Regions from separate parts of the Homo sapiens genome. Here region 1 is linked to region 2. Evidence: chromatin loops called from intact Hi-C (ENCODE). Cell type or tissue: B cell. All regions are shown on one strand. Each heading gives the region's core, and the rest is flanking DNA. Links, peaks and the distances in the headings are about the cores only.

What was found. Hi-C counts contacts between places; a loop is a spot of excess contacts. Peaks named below come from ENCODE experiments on the same cell type or tissue, not always from the same donor. Only the 100,000 strongest peaks of a DNase experiment are listed, where the experiment ranks them.
Region 1: it touches region 2 in a loop (6-fold over the local background); 17 of 110 quality-filtered maps call a loop at or near these places.

Annotation. Positions count from the first base shown.
Region 1 is chr5:77,622,865-77,635,211 of GRCh38, reverse strand. It overlaps OTP (orthopedia homeobox), which reads left to right. Exons shown (of 3, transcript NM_032109.3): 3 at 4,418-6,500. The coding sequence ends at 4,948. OTP-AS1 (OTP antisense RNA 1) reads right to left here and starts at 5,541. Exons shown (of 2, transcript NR_198942.1): 1 at 5,451-5,541; 2 at 752-2,489. RefSeq lists enhancers at 2,287-2,416, 2,519-3,019, 4,503-4,552, 6,310-6,875 and a silencer at 4,723-5,162. In B cell, for the core only: no CTCF peak of the experiment used is centred there; DNase peaks (open chromatin) are centred at 4,021, 4,621, 4,791, 5,881 and 3 weaker places; H3K4me3 peaks cover 2,623 bases; H3K27me3 peaks cover 6,017 bases.
Region 2 is chr5:77,845,348-77,857,694 of GRCh38, reverse strand. No RefSeq gene overlaps it. Among named protein-coding and RNA genes, the nearest start is that of TBCA, 75 kb to the right of the region's middle. RefSeq lists enhancers at 5,479-5,986, 5,987-6,496, 9,108-10,056, 10,783-11,367, 8,388-11,776 and 1 more. In B cell, for the core only: no CTCF peak of the experiment used is centred there; DNase peaks (open chromatin) are centred at 4,874 and 5,904; H3K4me3 peaks cover 2,524 bases; H3K27ac peaks cover 483 bases.

The DNA.
Region 1 (12,347 bases), core at 1,505-9,504, 220 kb after region 2:
GGGGTTTTGTCCTTTAAGAGAAAGATTATCTATTAATTCTGTATTTAAAGGGTAAAATGCTGTGTCTTAACCTAGATATACTGGCAATTAGTTTAAATTAAAATAGAACTTAGAATCACAAATAAAATATAATTGAACAACTGATTTTATGAAAAAAGAAAACGAGGTCTATTAAACTTTATTAGGTCTTCCAAAGGTTAATGACAGTTATTCTTTTAACAGAAAAAGTTGTAAATGAAATAAAATATAAGCTATGTAACAGAAATAGTTATTTTCAAAAAGTACACAAAAGAATGCACAAGAAGAAAGAGACAAAGTACTCTAATTGTTCCAGCATAATGTTCAAGCAAAGATAATAGCTTGAGCCTGCTGATAGACACAATTTAATAGAATGGCAATTTCAATATTTTTAAAAATAATGTTCCATAGTTTAAAAAGTAATCAGATCAACATAACCTTCTTAATTAACTTTTCAAAATGATTAACATTATGTAATGTAATGCAAAAATAATTTATGGAAAATGTATTTACTTCACAATTCACTGTACCATTGCTCCTTGACCAAATTCAAATTAAATAGTAATTGGCTTATGTTCTTATATGATCAATACTTCATAGTTTTCTTTATAGTTAACAGACTGCCACACATTCTTTTCAGTATGTGGGCCACTGCGCTGATTAAAAATTATCTAAACATTTAATTCATTGCAATTGTATATTTTTAAAGATGCTTTTTGATTCTAGACTAAATTATCCAATATACTTATTTTTTATCTTTATTTGGTATATATCACACTTTTAAGTATTTATTAAAGCATCTCTACTCACATGGAGGCCAATTCCATGTCTGATATAGCTCCTCTTTTCTGGCCAGTGTAATAAAACCATTCCTTTTATAGCATGCCATTATTAGAAACCAATTTCAGAATTATTTATAACCTGGAATGGCTTATTAAGCAGCAATGTGAGAATCATGCAAATTATGTGATCAAATGCAATATAATAAGCATAATCATTAGTCTCTAGCATGGATTAATTAACTTTCAATATTTTATTTACATAAAAACCAAATCAGTAAAATAACTTCTGCACAGTCAGGCTTGCCTTTCAATATTTTATATGAACAAAAATAGTGTGCTGTAATTCCATTGACCGTGTCCCCCAGAATGGCCCTGTCACCTGCCACATCTTAATAGGGGGACAAACTGAGAGTATTTTCTAGTTTTCTAATGGAATGAGAAATTGCATTTTCTTCCTCTCCCAGCACTATTAAACTGTAATGAATTCGGCCCAGAGTTCACGGCTGGCTGATCGAAATGAACCTGAGATCTAGGCTTTAATACAGCTCCCCAGATTTCCTCCAAAATCTTCACATTAATCATTTGCTGGATTCCAATGAGATCTTCATAAAGCATTTGCTTCAAGGGGGGAAAAAGTAATATTCTCTCTTTCTCTCCCTCTTTTTTCTATTTCTCAGTCATTTATAGCTGGGGAATTAAACGGGCTATATATTTTAAAATACATTTACAGTATGTCTATATTACTGTAACAGCAGATATCATGAAAGTGGATTTTTAGATTCCAACCTCCATTAGATTCTCACTGTTGTATTAAGCATTTTCCAAGAAGAGCTGCATTTCAAACTGAGTACAAAGTTGGCCCGTGGCTGGGGTTAATATATTTCCTGGAGTTGTCATCTGTGCATTCTAAAAATCTCCCTTAGGTTTTGCCTGCATTTTAATCCGTCATGCTCTAGTTTTCAAGTGGAAACATTCACATTTAAAAAACATATGCATCGTAGCTTGGAACGGAGGTGCTCAGACCCCACGCAGATTTTTTTTCCCAATCCCAGTAAGCCATGAAACATAAAAAAATTTGTAGCCATCATTTGACTACTAACCCTCAAACATAATTGAGCACGATTTTCCGATTATTTCTATAATATTTAGTTCTTTAACAGCTGTTCTTTTCCGCCTGTGCCTGAGCAGATCCTAGATTCAGAAACCATTCTGGTAGTCACATTTTCTATTGAAATTCTACTGGGCAATCCTCCCCCTCTTTCTTTTTTCTGCTCCTTCCCTCACACTCCCTCTCCTCAAACAAACATTTCGGGATTCACTGGCACTTGCAGGTTGTTAGGAACCGGTCTTGATTTTATAAGACACCTTTCAAAACATAATCCCGGTGCGGCGTGTAAGGTGTGGGAACCGTTTAGTCACAGACACCGTCCCGTCTACCTCCCCCGAGTCCAGCCTTGGGTGGGTGCTGCACAGCGACTTTCGGCCTTAGGTCTTCTCGCTGTGCCTTCCTTTCCTCCTGAGAGATGCTCTCCGCCTAAGACCGCTAACAGCTCAATTGGGTCTCATTGATCCCACTCACCATCTAGAGCCCTGTTGCCTCATTAATCCGTTGTGCCACCAGCTCACGGGCTGCAACTGGGAAGAGACGAGACCTGTTTATCCATCGCCGACACTGGGATACGCAGCAATCTGCAAAATGGGGTAGAAACCACAGGAAGAAAGTGGTAGGCGACGGCGCAGGCACGGTAGAAAGGCGAGGGCCGGCCCCAAGCTGGGGGAGTATTCTAGACTGCAACACCGTTCACACTGGTAAGCGTAGAGTGCGTCTACGCTTGCCTGGGCATGAACACACCGCTGAACATTGCTGGCTCACCGAGACCGAGGGCAGGTATGTCCATACCCCTGATACTTTAGCTTGCAGAGTAAACACTAAATAGGTTAGATTAACGGATGCACAACGTTTTTTTCCACGGATATCGTGGTCAAATTGCGTTGGCCAAATTCTAAGAGGAAACTCAGTACCTGGGCTTGTCCTACATCATTTATATTTAGGCACAGTAAACGCCAGATGACCAGATTTTAAACTGCAAGTCTTCCAGGCAGGCTTGCTGGCAAATTATTATTATTATTATTGTCATTTAAAAAGATCACATTCAAATAGGGGGAGATGGGAGTTATCTTGGATTGGCAGCTTATGTGATATCTTTCAGGCAGAACTCTTCTTCTGTGATAGAGGGTTTGACATGCCTAGGCAAATTTGCCTGACAGGGTCTGTAACTCCCGGGCCACTGTTAAAAAAAAAAAAAATAGGAAGGCTGTTTTCATTTGGAGTGTATTTTATCAAACTCATTTCCCTGAAAAAGGACGTTTGGGTTTGTCTGAGCAAAATTAAATTTGATTCATATATCTCGTAGTGAAATGTGACCTCCTTTAATTCATATTGGTCCGAAAATTTGCTTTTAGTTTATAAATGAAATGGGGGCGACTTGAGGGAACTGGAGGCCTTGTTACTTGGGACCCTTGGTAAGTTCCTGAAAGGAATAGACTTTGGCTTGGCGCGGTGGCTCACGTCTGTAATCCTAGCACTTTGGGAGGCCGAGGCGGGTGGATCACGAGGTCAGGAGTTCAAGACCAGCCTGGCCAACATGGTGAAACCCCGTCTCCACTAAAAGTACAAAAATTATCTGGGCATGGTGGCGCGTTTCTGTAATCCTAGCTACTCGGGAGGCTGAGGCAGGAGAATTGCTTCAGCCGGGACCCGGGAAGCGGAGGTTGCAGTGAGCCGAGATCGTGCCACTGCACTCCAACCTGGGCTACAGAGCAAGACTCCGTCTCAAAAAAAAAAAAAAAAAAAAAAAAAGAATAGGGTTGAAGGCTCTTGGGGCAGCAGGTTCCAGCCACTCGTACAGCCCAGACAAAGGTGTCCATAGAGTGGTTTGGGAATGAGGCACGGAGAGTTGTGGCAGTAGCACGAAGCAATATGGGAGGAATCGGAAGTCATGGTGGTGACCCAAACAACACTGTAGCTCAGTGGCGTTCACTTTCCCACGCAGATCACTGTATTAACCTCTCCGCTCTGTCAACCGTAGCGTTAGGGGTTTTCCTTTGTCTTTCGATTTTGAAACTATGTCATCCACAGCCTGTCATCAATTTCCAAATTTCCAGCGTTTCTGAAAATTCTATAGCACATCAGTGTTATAAGGCATGCTATTAAGCTACATGGGTACACGTTTATCTTCATTTGTACACCTGTGGGTCGAACTTTGACACATGCCTGACTGCAGACCTGTGAATCTGTGCAGTGCACAGAATGTGCAGGGGCGTGGTGAAGACTGCACACATTTGGTGTGTTTGCACAGTGCGTAAACTCTTCGGGGCACGAGCTCTTAGGAGCGCAGGACTCCGCGCTTGGTGGGTGCAGGGGGCGCCAGTTGCCAGGAGTTGGTGGGGAGCCACAGTCTCCGGCTGGGTATGGGGGCTTGTCGGGCCTACGGCACTTGTTCCTCCCAGGGCAGAGCGGCTGTATCCGAGGCGGGTTTCTGGGGCTCAAGCCCCAACTCCCCAGCCGCCGGGCCGGCTAATAGCTCCCTGTCTGTCTCCCGCCCCGCCCGCTCCAGGTCTGGTTCCAGAACCGACGCGCCAAGTGGAAGAAGCGCAAAAAGACGACCAACGTGTTCCGTGCGCCCGGCACACTGCTGCCCACGCCAGGCCTGCCTCAGTTCCCGTCGGCTGCCGCCGCCGCTGCCGCCGCCATGGGCGACAGCCTGTGCTCTTTCCACGCCAACGACACCCGCTGGGCGGCGGCCGCCATGCCTGGCGTGTCACAGCTGCCTCTGCCGCCGGCGCTGGGCAGGCAGCAGGCCATGGCGCAGTCGCTGTCCCAGTGCAGCCTGGCGGCCGGTCCGCCGCCCAACTCCATGGGCCTGTCCAACAGCCTGGCGGGTTCCAACGGCGCGGGGCTGCAGTCGCACCTCTACCAGCCCGCCTTCCCCGGCATGGTGCCCGCCTCCCTCCCCGGCCCCAGCAACGTCTCCGGTTCGCCCCAGCTCTGCAGCTCCCCGGACAGCAGCGACGTGTGGCGGGGCACCAGCATCGCCTCCCTCCGCCGCAAGGCGCTAGAGCACACAGTCTCTATGAGCTTCACTTAATGCAGCCGCGCCCCGGCCCGCTCCGCCCCCAGCACCGCCCCGGGGGCCGCCCCGAGGCCCTTCCGGCGCGCACCCGGACCCCGGCGCCCTGCCCCGTCCCGCCCCGGCCTTCGCCCCGTCTCGTTTCGTCCTCGCCTCTCTCCTCCACTCGCTCGGGCTCACCCCAAGCCCCAGCCCGCGAGGCCTCCCCTCCGCCTGATTTCGATCGCCCGCGGTCCCCCGTCTCCCGGCCGCCCCTCTTCCCTTCCCACCCAGCTGCGCCCTCGGCTCGGTCTCCAGCGCCTCAGCCCACCCTTCCCGCCACCCTGGCCTCCCTGCTTGCGCTGGCCGTGCTCGCGCCCTCCTCCTGGCCTTCTGACGGGCGGCGTTCCCACCCACACCTTCGACGCGACGCCTACGACCCCCCTCGCCCGCCGCCTCCCCTCCGGTCCCCTCTTTCCCCACACTTCGCGACCCTCCTCCCGCGCCCGGCAAAAAGTATCCTTCCCGCCATTTTACGTACCAGGGAGTCGACTCAGGATCTGAAATCAGACACCAATGGACTGGTTTGTGGGCAGAAACACACACACTCGCACTCTCGCTCACGCTCAGACGCTACACACGCGCGCGCACAGACACGGTGCACCTAGGTCACACACGGACGTGTTCAAGGGACAGCACAATGTTAGGGATTTTTGTCTTAAAGGAGGACAAGCATTGCTACCAACCGCCTCATCTGAGGGCCCAACTGATATGATTTGATTTATCCTTGTACTCTCCAAGCTCCTGTCTTTCTTTCCTCTCCCACCACGCTACCCTTGCCCAGTCCACCCAGTCACATCCGTGCAGCCCTCTCTTGGCTTGCAAGATAACGCTTTTATTTTTATTTTATCTTATTTTCATTTTCTTAAGCACAACTGTGTGAGAGTGTAGAAGGGAAGGCTTCTCAGGAGGAACGTGACAGTGGATTGGGTGGCTGGAGTAGACTAAAGCAGTCATGTGACGAGGAAGAGGTGATCTGACCCATTTTGATAAGTCTTTATAAGGAAGAATAAAATAAACGTGTAAGCAAAATTTTCTTTTGTAAAAGCAAAAGCCACATCTCTTTTCTGGATCCTTCAGGACTGGGGTTTGTTTGCTTCCTTTTCTGTTTCTGTCTTCTCGCTGCTCTGTGCCCTTGGTTGTTTTGTGGTGGTCCTGTCGTCCCTCGTGCCCCTCGGCCACCTGCTGGCAGCCGATGGGGGCACTCGGACATCTACAACCCTGCAACTTTGTACAGAGAAACACAATCAGCTCTTTCTGCATGTGCTGGTCAAATCCAAACCCAGAGAACAGAAGCGCTTTCTAAGAATGAACAAATATGTGAAATAGGATGTTTTGTGTAGATAAAGCATTCTTGTTACATACTGGTCAATTTGTGATATGTTTTAACTTAATGTCTGTGTTTATTTATGGAATTCGGTTTTCTTAATAAATGTTTGAGCTAATATAAAGCATATTATTTGACTTTTCCGGACAAGTTTATATCAAGTTAAATGTAAATGGATAAAATAAAATCATTTTCAGTATGTGATATAGAGAATGATGGGTTTTGGTGTGACCTTGAACGGCGGGAGGGGTCTCGTGGGGGGAGGGGAGGGGCCGGTCTTGGGAATGGTTATATTCGCGCCAGTTGGAACGCGTGGGCCCTTCGCCCTGCAGTGGGCTTGGGTTCGGTTTCTGGGCTGCAAGGTGAGGTCTCCGCGACGGGGCGGCATGCTGGGGCGCCGCGAGCGCCTCACGCAAGCTCTGAGCCTCCCGAGGTTTCCGGGCCAACCCAGGTTTCCCAGGTGGGACTCCGAGCGTCGCTGTCGGCACGAAACGCAGGGCGCGAGAGTTCCTCAGATGAACGGTGTCCCTGGGGCAGTGGCGCGGAGGGCGCCCCTCGCGGGCTGCGTGCGCGTGATGGGGAGGCCGTGGGTGGGAGGGGACCACAATTCGCACCCTCGGCCTTCAGAGCCTGGAGTTCTGCTCTCCGGCGCCGCCCCAGCCGTGTCTGGCCCCAGGTACGCGGTGGAAGCTAGGCCGCGGCTCTTGCCTCCTCCGGGGCCTAGGCCTCTTTGGGGCCTTCCCTAAGGCCACGGCGCCCCTTCATGTCCCCAGACCCGGGATCCGCTTCAGATACCCGGGACCTCCCAAGTAAGGGACAAACGCGCTTCTCCAGAAGAGGCGTGTCCGGGACGACCAGCACCTACCAGGGCTCCCCCAACCCCGGGGCTGCTCTGGTTTCCTGTCAGGGTCCCTGCTGGCTGCGTACTAACCTCGACTTCAGGCACGTGCTCAGGGGACTGCCCCAAAGGAGTAGGAAAAAAATGCCGTTTCTTCGGTCGGCCGAGGGGAAGGTTTGCGGTGTGTTTTAAACTTGGAGGCAAATCGATATCACAGGCTTCCTTGGGAAGGCTAACCGAAATCAATCTTGTGGTTTGAAATTTAATGGTCATTATAGGCATTGAGAGGGCACCCCTTTTCCCACGGGAAGACTTCTCATTTGGTTGCCTCAGAGTGTAAACCCTAAAAAATACCCTCCTGCTAAAATACAATACAGCTGGGCTACATGTGAATTTGAGGAGCTGTTGTAATCGTTACTCAACTAAGAGAACACAATGGAATCTCCTCAGAGATGAGAACAAAAAGCTATGATTTTTAATGATAAAGTAAATCTGTTCATGTTACCTTAGGAATTTTAATTAGAGGTAAACTGGTGGGTGGGTTCACAGAATATTTCAGTTATACACTTTCCTAAAGACTATTTTTAGTACATTAAAATATTAAAGAAGAGAAAACATGCTCATTTTGAATTTCATACAAGAACGGAACATTTCTGTATTTGAGAACTCATCCAAGAATTCAGCAGCACACAACCACCAAATTTCTAAAATATGAGTTAATGAAAAATACTTTTCCTTGTTTTTGCATTTCATCATATTCTCGCTTGTTTTATGTTAGTGCTTTTTTTTAAAAAAAATTGAAATCGTGGATACTGTAATCTCAAGTCACATTTAAGAGATCAGTACAAATTACGGATTGCTTCACCAGTGCTCATGGAATGTTGTTTACAAGGATGCCAATTTTACAGCTTTTTATGCTGCTATAAAGCATAACTTTATGATGTAGGAATGCAATAAAGGATGCTAAATGGAATCTTTAAAAATTGTATTTCTCAAAGGCAAGGGAAATGGGATCTTTCATTGGAAAAAAATGGGCCAACTCAGAACACTGATGAGAAGTTGCAAATCAACTCAAGTGATAGATGCTTTCAAAGATACTTATATTTCATAATGTAGTGGTTATTTATCAATATTATAGTAAAGTGTACAGAGTTTTTCACTTGGCTTGACTCTGGGCTAATATTTGTTTCTATAGCAATAATAGATTTTTGTATTCAGAATCCTGAACATTTTAAAGTCATATACGCCATTAGGTTAAGGGAAGGCAAGCAGGCCTGAATTGTTAAGGTTGACGGTTTAGCAAAGATAAAAAGAGAAGAATAAGAACCTCAATCACAAGCCTGAAAGATTTCTGCTTTTTGAAGGAGAAAAATCTAACAACAGAATAATGCTTCATACAATTTTTTTACTCATCATTAACAGCAATTCTGACTCAAAATTGTTAAAGATCTAATAATAATTAAGTAAATTTAATAAGGGAATAAAGACAATAAAGTTGAATAATATCAGAACACAAAGTAGTTTAAGTACAACATGCTAGATGTCCTGCCTCTAATAATTGTACTTTTTGCTGAGTAGCCTGTTTGATATTGAATACTGTCACCACATGCTAGCTGGAAACAATCCATTATGATGTAACCATATGATTGATTTATTTTAATATACAAGTTCATCCTTGTATCTTTATTTTTTCCTCAGTATTGGTACTAAATATCATACATGCCATACAAGTGATGGTATAGTAATGATTTTGCACTTAGATTACCTTTTGTTGATGGTGGAGGAAATATGATATGGGAATGCAACCTGCTGAAGATGATGTTAGATACTCAATACAAAACAGCATGCAGAGCAGTTTGGGTAAATCACGGTAGATGTGCATATAGACATGCAGAGGAAATAAAGAGGAAAATTCTAACTTTGGGACAATTTATGTTTGGTGCCCCCAATGACAGCTTTTCCCAAAAATGAAAATGTGTTTTTAATTTATATTGTGGAACTTACATTTAAATTTTTAGGATAAAGAAAAAACTTAGCCCACAAATATGTGTATTCTAGTAATGGCAGTAGTTAACCTGTCAGTTGAAATAATGTAACCTTCCTTTTCTCCTTTTCATGACATAAAGATAATCTCATCTGAGGGCATTTATGTGAAGAAATAACAGCATGGCATGGTGAAACCACTGGCTCATTAATCCTGGCATCTACTTCCTACAGGGTTCCGTGATTAGTTAGATTCATTCACTGGGCATTTCAGAGTTTTTGATTTGTCACCATTGGCTAGGTTCACTGAGTTCAGGCTGAATTGAGCCAGAAGCAATGTTTATTAGTAATTTTGTAGTACAGGCTACCCTAATAATTCAGCCCAAATATCTCATCTGAAAAATATCCATTCACCCTCACTTCTAATGTGGGTTGCAGCTGTGTTCATAGGGAATTGAAAGAACGTCAGTGATTGGGCATGTATTTTCTAAATTATTAATATGATGGCTAATAGCTGTAAACCCATCTTTGTATCCAATGCAGAAATTATGACTTATTTTAAAAATGAAAGCTGCAACAAAGAGGGGCACCTCCTGCCCGGCTTTCTGCTAAGTCTCCTCAGTGCAGAGCTTTTGGTATAGGAACCATGGCCGATTTAGCATGTGGTCATTACAGAGAGACACAGAACAATGCCTTTGGCTTTTTTTAATGTGTACACTATCAAAACAAGGCATGGATTTAGAAGACTTACTAAAACGTGCCATTAAGGAGTTTTGGGTATGAGCTGTGTACAGAGTTTTTCACTTGACCTGACAAAAAAGAGCCATCTTTTGATTTTGATGATGGCATACATGCCATACAAGTGATGGCATGGGGACCGCAGTTCACACCCTCGGCCTTCCAAGCCCTGCGCTCATAAGTTGTTTGTCTTTAAGCAGGCATAATTAGTTGTTATTACCGTTAAGCTGCATCTTCCATCCACGTGATGAAATATCCCATATATCTCAGTTTCCATCTTCAGACCCATTTTATTTGAGTTACACTTGTTGCAGTTGCTCACGCTGCCACAATCCCTCTCAGTTCTGTGTTGAAGTAATTCACAAGTACCAGGAAATATATAATTAACCCACATGACATATATAGTATATGTTCTTTGCATCTTTCACTGAACTGTCATAAGACTTTATATACTTTTGTTCCTAGTCTTTATTGAATCTATTAAAGATAAACTCAAGGTCAGATTAAGAACTGTAGATGCTTTTTAACATGGAAAAGATTATATGTGATTTTTATGAAATTAAAAATAAAAATATTAAATTATAAAACAAAACATAGATATACTGAAATTAAAATAAGTTCTTTTTAGATTTGCTAATTGCACAATTCTGAATGAGTTAAGTGAAGCTGAACTGGTCTTTTTGCTACCCTTGCTTTATTAATTATCTTAGTCTATTATCTTAATGCTTAGGTACTCCAACATTGATTTCAAAAATAACATTTTTAGAGAGTGTTATTTCATTACTTTCCCTCCAGTACCTTACATTTGAACTCCATTTTTTAGTTGACACAGCTCATTATCTCATTTAACTCATGGCACCATTATGAAGTAGATATTTTAACCCTTGTTGTATAGAGGAAGAAATTGAGAGTCATGAAGGCTAAGTAACTTGCCAAAGGTCATATCCCTAGTAAGTGGCAGAGATCATTCTTTAAGTTACATTTTCAGGTCATTAAGCATTACCCTTGTGTATGTAACATATAGACATTTCCCCTACTGTTAAAATATTTTCGGGGAATAAAACGAAATATCTTTACTTAGAAATTTAACAGTCCACCCTTGTAATTTAAACAAGAGATACTTTGATAGGACATGATAACTGCATCAAAATAACACATGGTTTCAAGAGTCTAGAAACACTCCTGTCCTACGGAACCTCACCCTCTTTCCAGAGGTTAATTCAAGATATTTCAGCCACCGAGAAGGCTCTTAATCCGGTGAGAAATCTTTATCAATGAAGTCATCTTCTTGTGACACAAGCTCTGAGCTGAGGTGGCAATAAACTTGTCAAATAGCCCTAGGAGTACTTTGAAAGGTGTGGCATTGTAGATGGACAGGGGAAGGGAGAGGATCCTTGGGTCTTTTGGTGCTTTTCTTGTCTGTCCCTGCAAGATTTTACAGGGAGATACTTTGATGTTGCTTCTGTATGTTATTAAAAGAATTACAACTCAGCATAAACTGCATGTCCTTTTTCTGGCCTCCATATATTAGGAATCCATTGCCAAACATAGATCATAAAATCTTAGCATTTGAAGGGACCTTGAAATCGTCTCATTCAAATTTCTTGACCACAGTTGTCCCTTTTTTATTTCTCACCAAGTGGACTTGTGGGCTCTGTTTGAATGAAAGGTAGATGTCTTTTACTGGCCTGCCAGAGTTCTTCCTTTCATTGAGCCTAGTCTGTCTTTTGTCTCCTAGTTCTTTCTTCCGTAGTCTTACCTCAGGAAGGACTTTCTGTCACAGCTCTTACTACTGAAATGATTTTTCTTTTTAGTCTTCTTTTGTTAATATCAGTCAGTGTAATACCCCTAGGCTATGCTATGGTACCAGATAAAATTCATCTCTGGCTTAACACAACCAGGGATTTTTTTTTTCTTGCTCACACAAATGTGACTGTGAGTAAAGTAAATCTCTAGGAGAGCTCTTCTTCATGTGGTGACCCAGTGATCCAAGCAGGTTTCATGTTGTTACTTAATCACCCCATTATGGGGTTTCCACGGTCTTTGTGGGAGGAAGAAAAAACTAGAAGTTTAAACTGGTTCTTTATGCTTTGGTCCAGAAACTTCTACTCATGGTCCAGTACCTAAGAAATTATTATAAGGCTTCCCCTAATTGCAAGAGGACTGGCAAATGTGGAACACATGAATAGCCAGTGAATAGAACATATCTCTGCCATAATCTTATTTTCTCAGTGATAAACACTCTTAGTTTTCTCATTTAACATGTTTTTCCTACTTATATATGTCAACAGTTTTTTTGTGCTTGTTGGCAAAGCCTGTAGGTGGGGGTACCAGAGAAATATATAACATCCAAGCTCTTCAAGGAGCTTATCATATAATTGGAGAGACAAGACAAATATACTTTAAAAAGAAAATCGTACAAGTCAATTTATAATGGATTGATCAAGTGCTAAGTACTCTGATCTATATCTCAGATGCAATGGAAACTCAGA
Region 2 (12,347 bases), core at 1,346-9,345:
GCCACCAGATTTGGCCCATGATAAAGAACTTCTGTTACTAACAATTATGGCAGTGGCAGTAGGGATATTGGAGTGGTAGTGGAGGTATTAGGGACATGATCAAGGTGACAGTAATAGCCTGGGCAATAGTGAGACCTTCTTTCTGCATTTTTTTTTAACTAGCTGAGCGTGGTGGCTTGCGCCTGTGGTCCCAGCTATTTGGGGAAGCTGAGGTAGGAGAATCACTCGAGCCTGAGAGGTCAAGGCTGTGGTGAGCTGAGATCACGCCACTGTACTCCAGCCTGGGTGATAAGCAAGACCCTGTCTCAAAACAAACAAACAAACAAAAAAACAGTAATTGAGTGGTCTTTGTAAATTAATTAAATTATCTTTATTTACTTACTACTCTTTAGCTCTTTATTATACAATCTAAAACATTTGGGATAAGCCACCATGAATAAAGTTATGTTCACAATTCTGGGTGCCCATTTGTAGCCTTACCCAAAGAGTGTCAGATGCTAGGAAAACCAGGCCATTACAGTGTGACTAAAAGAGGCCACCACTGTTTTTCATGGTGGTCCCTCCACCCTACAGAACAACCAGGTTTGACTCATATAACTGAAAGTGACAATTATATCACTACAACCATGCCCACTTATCAATCAATCAATATCTATGTTCCAAAGCTTGGTACTGGGGGTTTTGAGGGACACAAAAGGAGAGAGTCCTTTATTCTTGAGGAACTTACCAATAGTACGAGGCAATGTAGGGTGAGCTTCCGTGGGCATGATGGGTTTAATTTAAGAGGGGAACTTAGAATGGAAAGCAATGAAAGGACTGGGACATTCTCATTGTACATTGTCTGTGTCCTAGTCATAGGATTTTTAGTACATGGCATTGTTGTTATTTGCCTACTACATGATGTTATCTCCATTGAGGACATGGGACTTGGTCTCTTCATCTCTGTCTCCCCCGCAATTTGCATATGGATAGTGCCTGGCACATTCGATAAATGTTCATTGAATGAAAGAAAGAATGAATGAGCAAATTCATTGGCAGAGGGTGGTGGTGTTGGGGGCAGGGGTTGGCTACCTCTTTTTTTTTTCTTTTATATATATATATATTTTTTAATTATACTTTAGGTTCTTGGGTACATGTGCACAATGTGAAGGTTTGTTACATATGAATACATGTGCCATGTTGGTGTGCTGCACCCATTAACTCGTCATTTACGTTAGGTATATCTCCTAATGCTATCCCGCACCACTCCCCCCACCCCACAACAGGCCCCGGTGTGTGATGTTCCCCTTCCTGTGTCCAGGTGTTCTTATTGTTCAATTCCCACCTATATGATAAAGGGGATAGGCTACCTCTTAAATAACCTATAGGAAACAGGCAAACAAGACAGGAGGGTGTTCCTGGTGCAAACTGTGATTAAAGTATGCAGGGGGGTGTTCTGAAACAAATCTTGCTGGAATACAGGGCTCAGTGGGTGAGCAGTGGGAGATAAGTTTGGACATGAAGATGAGCCAGATTATTGAAAGACTTGAAAACAGGTTCATAGAGTTTGGACTTTATTCTCTATGAAAGGGTGAGATGTTGGTGTATTTAGCATGCAAGACGAATTTGATGAGAGCAGGGTAATATTAACATTAGCTCGTCTGCCCCAGGCAGAATGAACTGATTAGGCAAGAGACTAGAGCCAGAGCAGATAGTTTAGGAGACTACTGTGATAATCCAAGTGAAAAATGATGATGGCCTCGATGGAATAGTTGGTGATTGAAAAGGAGAGACAGAAAGAGAGGCAATACAAGAAAATCTATAAGAATAACCTATTAAAATGAAAATCCTAAAAAAATTTTGCTGGATAAACCCAAGTTAGGAGGTTTTGTTATCTCATCACTTTCCAGCAGTTTTTGTAGTGTGAAGACTTTTTCAGCATACATTTTTCTGAAAAAAACAGATGAGAAGGGGAGCCCACACATGAAGGCTTCAGCCCAAAATGTTCAGAGTAAGGAACCAAGGAAAGGGTTCCTGTAGAGGGATTGCTATGGCTTTGTTTCCTACAAGCTTCTCCTCTGCTGAGAGGAAGCCCACAAACTGCAGGGAATCTGACTTTCTCCAGGAATGAAAGGCTATGTTTGATCTTGGGGTGGGGACTGGCCTGGGGAGGACAACCATTTCCTGCAGTCTCACAAACCACCGGAATCTTCTTCTCTGTGGATTTAATTAGATCCAATACTTAGTAAACGATCATATTTCCAGCCCTAAACCTTACAAATTGGTCTTGAGCTATATACAATGATGGCGACAAATGTTTCCTGGGGGTTGAGGGTGGGAGGTGGGGGTAGGAAACACACACACACAAAAACCCCACAACAACATTTTTTTCTTTTTCTTTCTTTTTTTTTCTTTTTTCTTTTTTTTTTTTTTGAGACAGAGTCTCACTCTGTCGCCCAGGTTGGAGTGCAGTGGCTCGATCTCACTGCAACCTCTGCCTCCTGGGCTCAAGCGATTTTCCCACCTCAGCCTCCTGAGTAGGTGGAATTACAGGTGTGCACCACCACACCCGGCTAATTTTTGTATTTTTAGTAGAGATGGTTTTTGCCATGTTGGCCAGGCTGCTCCTGAACTCCTGACCTCAAGTGATCTGCCCACCTCGGCCTCCCAAAGTGCTGGGATTACAGATGTGAGCCATCATGCCTGGCCAAGAAAACAATGTTCTGATTTAAAGGAACTGGAGTGGTAGGTTTTTTTCTTTTTTTCCCCCCAATCTTGATTTTCACCAACGTTTTTACTGTGGAGGTTTAGGTCATGTGATTAACCATGTGATTAACTCAGATTTAGACCATTCTGAGAAAGCTTTTGCAGTGGGAATACTGTCCTGTTCATAATAAGCACAACAAAAAACTTACAGATATATTTATATAAAGGAAAAACCAAAATAGGTGTAGGGTAACATTGAAAGCTTAATGCTTGCACAAAAGTCCTCTTTGTTTAAGTTTCTTTTTAAAAATGAACTCACAAAAAAGGTGCAAAAATTAATACTGTGTCCTGGTCCTAAGCTTGAGGCAGATCCTGCATCTTCAATTTAATCTTCTTTTGTGTTCCTTATTCACCCCAGTGATTAGAGGTGGCCTTAAATTTCAGCACTTAAGTGGTGCTTCATGACTTCTTGAACAGGTTAAATAAATAATATCTATATCCCCCAAATTTAACATGACGTGTTGTTAAATGAAGAAGAGAATGAACTATTATCCTTTGTATTTGAAGATTATTCTACTCATGGTGATCACTGATCATGTGTGCAAGCTAGAAAAAGATGTGAATGACCTGCTCCTTTTCATGCTGTAATCGAAGGAGGTCTGGGCTAATTTTCAACTCTGCCCTCAAGATCCTTCTTTACATGTTATCTTAATACTAATGTCACAATAATACTACTACTGCTACTTATAACAATAGTGATCATGATGATGCTGCCACCAACAACAGTATAATAGTAGGAGACTTAATACCCAATATTCTTGTTGGATCTTTTATCAAAATACTGTGATATGGGCAAGGATGTTATTGCCCCTATTTTCCGAACGTTGGACACCGTGGTCATCTGTCTTTTACTGTTCTCAAGAATATTTAAATTAAAATGGAAAAACACCTATTTAATTCACTTTAAATATTAGTAAAATAATATCTTTGCATTGTTCAAATTCTGTCTTAAGTGACTGACTGGTTTTCTTCTATTTGTTTCCATCCTCAAATGATACCTTTCCATCCACAAAAGACTGAACCAAAGACACAGCTCCCATTTTCCTATTCGTTTTTTCATATGGAAGTTTAATGGTGATTTTATTCCAAACCTTGCACAAACATAAATACTGCATTAAAGGAAGATGAATTTATTTTGACCTTTACTGAAAATGCACTGTGAAACAAAGCACTTAAGCATTTATAGCCTGTTAGACACTCACATTACCCACTTCCATGTAGATAAGAAAGTCTTTCCCAGCAAAAGTAATGTTCACAAGCAGAGCAGTTTTACGGGGCACTTAACTGCAAAGCCAGATATTATCATGTTCTTCACTATGAGTCTGTTTTGCTTGGTTTTATGCATCTAAGATCTATAGAAATTAAGGGAGTATCTAAAAATGTTACATTCAAGAATCATAGAGGATGACTTTTTTTGATGGGTTTTGATGAAAATACAGGATATCTGCAACAAAATACTTGGGGAAAAACATTATTTATTAGAAAGGAGATGGAGTGTTTGGGGATTTTGTTTGGTTTCTTTTGAACTAGTTTCTCCCATCTCCCTCCTGTAAAGAAATTGGTGGCATTGTTTCAGTAATTTTTGGTTAAAAGTGGGTTCCACTTCTATTTATAATTATTAACATAACCTGTCCCCTTAAAATAGACCACCCTTTCTTTGCATGGGCAGAAATGAGTATTTTGTGCATTTTATTTTTTGCCATGATCCTTCTCCTTTAGTCATAAGCCTCTGACTGCAGAGCTATTTCCTCCATCTAGATTCTTGTGTCAGAGAGTTGAGATGTTAAACCACAGCAACCATGAAACTTTAAAATCTCTGATGCATGATGAATGGGTGCTGGGCAAAGCAGCTTAAAATCTATGCTTTTGCTTCTCTTTAAACACTTTAAATTGACAGCGCCATAGATCAAACATTTTTACTGAGAGGAGAAGCTTTGGCAATTTAACTTAAACAAGTGCAGAGTTACCATCATCTCAAGACCTCACCCCTCCACAATTACCCCTTCCACCTAGCAGATTGGGTACATTTCTCATTGAGAGCAAGTGTGTGTGTGTGTGTGTGTGTGTGTGTGTGCGCTCGCGCGCGCGCAGTTATGCTACAGGGCAGCGGCCTGTAACCGGGCGGGTATAACACCCCATGCAACTTCCCCCACCGACCCCCATCCCACCCAGTCTCACCCCCAAGGAGGTTAGCCGGGGGATTCCGCCCGCGGCCCGGGACGTCGCGGAGCATGCGCCATGGTCCCGCCTCCGCCCACCGTTACCACAGCCTTCCACCTCCCCTCTCTCCTCATCCTCCTCCTCCTCCTCTCCCTCCCCACCCCCCTCCTGGAGCAGCGAAGTTGGCGCGCTGCCCATTCAGGCGTTCAGCGTCAGCTCCTCAGGGATCAGCAGGCAAAGTCACAGTCTGCACAAACAGAGCTTTCAAATTCATAAAATTCATAGGATTTTTCACAAATGAATGAACACAATTTTCTACCAATTTCCTCATTATGCAAATATGCAAAATATCAAATTTAGGCCAATTAGGGTCCTCCACAGTCCCAAATTCACCCGTTTAAGCCATAATTGCAGAAACTATCAAATAATTACGGTCGCTAATTGGAAATATTTGTGACAGATACAACAAATTCTTGCACAAATTACATTTCATTCGAGGAACCACTGCGCGCCACTGAAATTTTATCGAAGTCTAATTTAACTTACATAATGAGTTGAATTGAGTACTTGTTATCAAATTTGAGCAATTCATAGCCCCGTAATGTGGAATGATCAAATAAATTAAAAGGGAATTTATTCAATATTTTGTTGTGATCCTTTTCTCGGAACCATTGCTATTTTGCAGGGAATTTCCTCCTCCCGCGGCCCGGGGCGGGTGCCTGGTGTCACTGAAGCCCCGGCGGTGCCCGCGGCGGCGGCGCGAGGAGGCTGCGGGTGGCGGGGAGCCGGGAGCCGGGAGCCGGGAGCGAGAGTGCAGAACCCCAGCTCCGAACCGCAGCAGCCTCCGCGCCGCGAGCGACCGGGCTGACGCCCTGTCGGCGTCCAGCTCCGCAAGCCCCGGGCTGTCGGAGGCCCGCTCGGGCCCTTTGCTTTGTTTTCATTAATTGGGTGGAGGGGTCACCGAACACTTCCGGGTGAAGCAAGGGGGAGTCCTAGAAAGGATTTGACTTCTGGAAGTGTAAACACACGCGCGCGCACTTGCACACGCGCCTACACACGCACTTCTCGCGCGTGCACACACGCACACATGCACGCCGCGCACACCCACACCACACACGCACACGCCACATAGACACTTGATCACACGCGCACACGCCACGTGCAGGCACACACATTGTCCCTCTTACACACCCACCACACAGACACACACCCACATACACGCGCGCGCGCGCACGGGACCGCCCGCACCTCGCGCCGGCCTGTAAAAGCCTTGCTGGAGTAGAGCAGAAGCGCGCCCCCTCGGAGTTCCTCTCTCCTGAGCCGGCCTGCCAAGGGTTAACTGCTGGATGGAGGGTCCTGCGATGGTCGCGCGCACAGTGTCCCACGGGCACAGTCACACATAGACACACACATACACACACTCTGGGAGAGGGAACGCGCACTCGCGCTCCCTGGCCTTTGTGTGTGTCCTCGGGAGAGGTCCAACTCCGAGTAATTGAATGGCACTCTAACCAGTAGTCTAAACCCTCCCTGACACGCGAATCCACGCGGCCCCTCTGCACGCATGTCCCTCGCGTGCGGCAAACACACGGGCTGCCGGGATCACCCTCTCCCGAAGGTCAGCCTTGCAGAGAGGGCATTCATTTTCACTTTGCACAGTCGCGCAACACACTCACTAGCACATTTTTTTCCAACTGCCTGTGGCCTCGTTGGCGGGTTATAAATGTCTCCTTCTCCCTGTGATTTGTTTAATCCGTGGAAATGGTGCTGGTCCTATGTAAACAAGCCAAGTGCGGAATGAAGGCAGTCACCCATGCGTGGCCAGCCTGCCTATTTGTCAGAAAACCTTCATAAATACTGAGCTGGGGCTGGGCAAGGATGTGATGTCTCCATTTTTGCCAGGAAAGGGCACGAGGAAGACAAAGCGAGGCACGGCAGCGTGTAACCTTTAAGGGACAGATAGTCTGGGAGCTCGGAGGAAGCTCTTGGGCTAAGTCAATGAGGGAAAATGACGGATGCGGGGCTGACTGCGCGCCTGGCGTCGGCTGGGCGGGAGGAGACAAGGCCCGGGCGTTTTTATACCAGGGAGCACACAGATAAGGGCCACATTGCCTCAGGCCGGGCCCGCGAGCCCGAGGCCTTATGAGGCCTTACGGCTGGGCCAGAGTTGCTTCTTGAGAAGCGAATCTCAGACACCCGCAGGTCTGCAGGCGCACCACCCCTCCTAGTAAACCCGTCCAAATATTTTATTTCCAACCTCACCTGGTTTCATTCAAAGCAAATTCCTGGTGTCCCGGGCAGGTAGACATGGAGCAGAGCTGCGGACCCATCTCTCGATTTGTCAAAACGTCCGTGGGTGACCTGTCCAAGCTCTGTTTGCCCACCCCTAGACTTATGATCCAGCTCCCAAACCTGCGCTTTTTTTTTTAAAGAACAATGCATATGTGGCTAATTACACACTCCTAACAAAAGCAGTAATTACCGCCTGTAATTATCATCGTCCTTATTTAGAAAAAATGTGAGAAAATGTTGAATATTAAAACATGAAAGCAGCTATTAATCAAACCTTTACACCTTCTTTAACTCAGGCGTAATGGTGGGTATTATCATAAATCTACTCTGATAGTAACACAAGAATAATGAGTTCAGTAATGATAGCGATGATGATCATAATGATTTTAACCAACAAAGAATGGTGTAGATTTATTGCTAATAATGTGGTACAGGAACCTCTTTCATTAAAATTACCTATGTGTGTTCTCCTCGCTGGGGTAACCTGCATGTGTGTGTGTGTGTGTCTGTGTGTGTCTGTGTGGGGTGTTGCCACCTTCCTCTGTGGCTAAAGATCAAAGCTGGTTGTTTGCAGCGTATTGACCTCTCTCTGGAAAGCCTTTATCTGAGTCTCTGTCTGGACACAGGGTCCTCCCTTCTCCCCTCAGAAGAATCTAGTTCAGAGACTCTTAGAGGGGTGGAGTGGATGCGGGAGGCCTAGGGCCTGGAGAGAAAGCATTTTGTGGGGCAGGCCTCCTCCTCCAATCTACCCAACTCCTCACCCCTGCACCCTCTCCAGAGAAGGTCACTGTGGGGGAGTGGAGGATGGCATTGGCTATGGTAGATCTTCCAGGTCACAGTCTCAGAAAAGGGGCCGGGTTGGTTTGGGGCTTTGATTGATACAATGAAAAGAGGAGGGGGATAAGGATTCAACCCTTGAGACTCCAGCTTTAAACTTTGTTTTCTCTTCCAAAGTAAAGGGAAGCGCTCCAGGTAGCCTAGGGCCTACGCTTAGAGACCATTAGCCATTCAGAAGCGCGAATGCTAGGGTACTAGCCAGGTGGAAAACACAATAAAGAGAGGGAATGTTCAGTTCACCTGAATGTACTCTTGTTTTTAATGAAATTAACTTGACATTTGTCCTTTGCAAATATTATGAAAATTATCAGTGGAAACCCCTGTTTTAATGTAAACTTTTTTTTAAAAAGACCCCACTTTGGGACATAGTGCTCCATTTCAGTGAGTGGGAGCCCCAGGAGTTCAAACTCCCAAACCTAATTTTGCCTCTGAATTTTCAGTCATAAGCAATTCTCCAAAGCAAATCATAAACTTTTAGGGCTTATGAGGTTTCATAAACAGGAGGCTCTGTGAGCTTGAACTCCCAGAGACCAGTCAGAAAACATAAGTATCCCTCCTGGAGTCCCTGCCCAGGAAAAAGTGTAAATGTAGATATATTTAGTGGGTTTCATAGACTAGTCTGGTTATATTTTCCTAAATGCCAACCTTTCCAATTAACTGTAACATTCTGTCAGTTATGGAGTGTAGAATGCAGTGGTGACATAATTAGGACTTATACATAATAAATAATACATCTATAGTATTTTAGCCTCCACTAGCAGTTATGAGATCAGTGTGTGGGCCAATTAACTAAAGGGGCTTTTTTTAAATGAAGGTACTATAAACACACTGGTTTTAGATGTCCTAATTAGTAACTTGCTCATTAATTAACTTTTTGATTAATTGTGTAGCAATCTAATTTGTAGATGAGCCACTCAAAGAGTGATACCTTGTAATTCTTTTTTCTGTCTTTAAAATTCCCCCGTAAAATGTAATTTTGTATCCAGCTGGCCTCTTAGTTGTGGAAATTCTCTGCTTAAAAGATGCTCTGCTTTTGGTCTAAAACTAAATGTCACTTAATCCTTTCCTATCTGGACAGGACAGTCTGGCTAGAGGCAGAGGGTGAGGAATAGGAGGAGTGAGGTGGGTAGGGGCACAGGCGGGCAGAGTTCTGCTAATAATATGAAGAAGTGGATAAAGGCCGAAAGTACTCTATACATTTAGCCTAAACATAATTCCCCCTACTTTGTAAAGAAAAGAAGAGAGAAAGCACTTATGACTTTCATCATGACCAATTCTCAAATCCAAAAACCATTTTAGGGGAAAAGAAATAATTTTTAAAGAAAACTTATGGTGGCCTCCATACCCCTATCATGGACTAGCCCAGGGGATAATTTAATGCAGTGGACAAAGGGCTAATGGCCGATTTCAATAGGAGCTGCCTCACACTGGAACATCCCGGGGCTGTTCTATTAGCATCAGAAAGGGCGCCAGGCCCTGTTTCCACCAGAGCTATTGTTGCCCGGGTGTGTCGCCAGTCCTATCCTGCAGAAAGCCTTTAGCCCTGATGGCAGATGATTCTCTAAGTGAATAGAGATGAAGGCAGGGATATTAAGTGACTCTATAAAACATCCCGGACACAATTGTGTGATTGATGGAGGACAAAGTGGGAACAGCAGGACACAGGATCCTGGGAGAAGCAGCCTTGTCAATGCGAGAAACCCATCTCTGGAAACAGCTTCTCCTGGAGGAGTTTGCAGTCTATTTGTATGAGTAATCAGCTGGGCCCCCTCTCTGTCAGCCCTGTTTACTCACTGATTTTCTCAACAAGACAACCATTGACACTGGATGGATGGGGCTAATCTGGCGCAGAACTGGCGGCTTCGCAGAGGCTACAGGTCGAAAATAGAGCACGGTGCCAGCTTCACCTCGCCTAATCTAGCAGCTAATATTTATTAGAGCCAATTTATACCGCTGCTCTCTCAAAGAGCAAGGAAGTCCTGGGTGCAATTAATAACATGGGCAATAACCACAGACAAACAAATAAATAAGGGTTTGTGAACTGTTTGGTTGGTTTTAAGGGAGGGTGGGGAGAGGACAGGGTTGGGTTTGCCACCTGGAACTGCAAGGAGAGGAAGTAAAGGTAGCCTTGAAGCCCCTGAAAAGGGGCATTCTCTTTGGCCCCCTCATCCAATCTCAGAGCAACAACTCGGCTGCAAAATGGCTTAGAAACCTGCACAAATGCACGTAATTCCACATTGCATCTAACAGAACTTGTACACAGACACCTGCCCTCGCAGGCAGAGGTGCGAGCGCACACTGCCATTGTTAATATCCAGCTTATGCGCATCCGTACACTGGGCGGAGGGAAACCCAGATCACAAGCCTTGCACTGCACTTAGCAGCCAAGCCCTGCAGCCACCAAGGAGAGTGGCTATCTGGGAGCTACAAACTGGGGAGGTGTGGGAGAAAAGAGAATGAGGATGGGGTACTAGCCGGAGGGACTCCAAGGTCTTGCTTGGAGGCCTCAGGCCCCTCTTCCTAAGATCGATGTTCTAGGATTTGAGAACTGTTTGTACAGATGCTGACAGTTGTTAAGTTTGCAGCGTTTGGATGTTTAACATGATTTTTGCCGGGCCAAGCTGGGGAGAAACAGAAAAAGAGAGTGTGTGTGCTCCCAATGGTGCCTTGTGGGCCTCAAGTGGGTATAAAGTCACGGACAGGCGTACATTGTAAAGGGATGGTAGGAAGCAGCATTGTTCTTAACCGGGAGCCGTTGCAGCGGGGGCTGCTGCACAAGCGCTGACCTCGCCGCAGCCAAGGCCTGCAGACCGCAGCCTGCCAGGAAGGGAGCCCTTTGCCCTCGCGCCCTGGTCTCCCCACTCGCCCTCCCCGACCCCCTCTGGGCAAGCGGGCGCCCGCGCCTTGCTAATTGCTCGGCTCCCTTCATGCACACATCTCCACTAATTTTACATTTCTCATTCTGCGGGTAGCTGGAAAGCGGCTCAGGGAATACGGTTCCTTCTCTTAGCTACCGCATGAATACAGTAAGTGGTGGCCGTCCAGGCCTCCCTGGCTGGGAGGTTTGGTAAATTAGCAGCTTGGCTGTATAATCAGGCGTTCGCCATTGAGGCCACAGTGCTGTACCCGTTAACCAGGTGAGATTTCATCATCTAATGGGTTGGGAGGTGTGACCGAGCTGCTAAGTTAGCAATTAAACTTCACAAATATCATTGGATTGCATTTTTTTTTTACAGGCCAAAGCCACGTCACCCCAGGCATAAAAGAAGAAAAAAAAAACAAACAACTTTCCAAAATGTACACACTAAGGGAAAATCTTTTGTGAAACACATGAAATGAAAAAACATGGTTTGGTACCTAAACACCATATTTGAATTATATTATCCTATAAAATACAGACCTCGTAGTTATGGTTCTAGGTCTGGAAGGGCCTGTTCTGCCAGCCAGTTCTCCAAAGGCAGGGCAGGATATATAAAACATATTATATTAGGTAATATCTAATATAGGACAGAAGAATCTGGGAAATAATACAGATTTCTTCCTTTGGGCCTATTGTTTTGATTTATTATTTTAGTAAGAATTGGAATCAAAGAGAAAAGGGCAAACACTCAGGTAAAATGTTATTCCAAGCCTGTAACAGCCAACAAGAGCCAGCTCCCCAGGTGCCTGTGGGACCTGAACCCCTGCACCTCCACCTTGCTCTTTAAGGTGTAGCCATATTAGTTGGAGCTGGTGACTGAAATACTTGGTGTACATTAGGAGATCCTACTTAGATTTTCTTCCTGGAAACAAGTAAGCTCTCCTCTTGATGTTGAGAATTCCCTGTGTCTGTAGGTATGTGGGATAAATATGTAGTATCTCTAATAGAGAGAGATAGATAAAGACGGTGCAAGCAAGACCTAGTAGATTCTTCTGAGTGTTAAATGCCTAAATGGAAACATAACAGAAAATATTATTAGCTTTATCTGCCGACACCAGGGACGCAGGTTAAAGTATTTTTCATTTAATTTGATAGAGAATAAAGCACTTAAAGCACTTGATGATTTATTGATCAAATAGAAATCAGGCGCCAGACAACAGCTCCTTACTTAATCCCCATTCACACGATTAAAAGCCAAGTGAACTTTTTTTTTTTTTAACAATTTGCTCAATAGGCTTTATGCTGTATAAAGAATAAAAAGAGAACCGTTCTTCTGACCTATAAATCTCTCCTTTGGCTAATATGAATGACTACGGGGCACGTGAACCTCCATTGAACTGTAAACACTGTTTTAATGGACAGTAATGGCCCTATGATTTTTAGCTATTGTTCC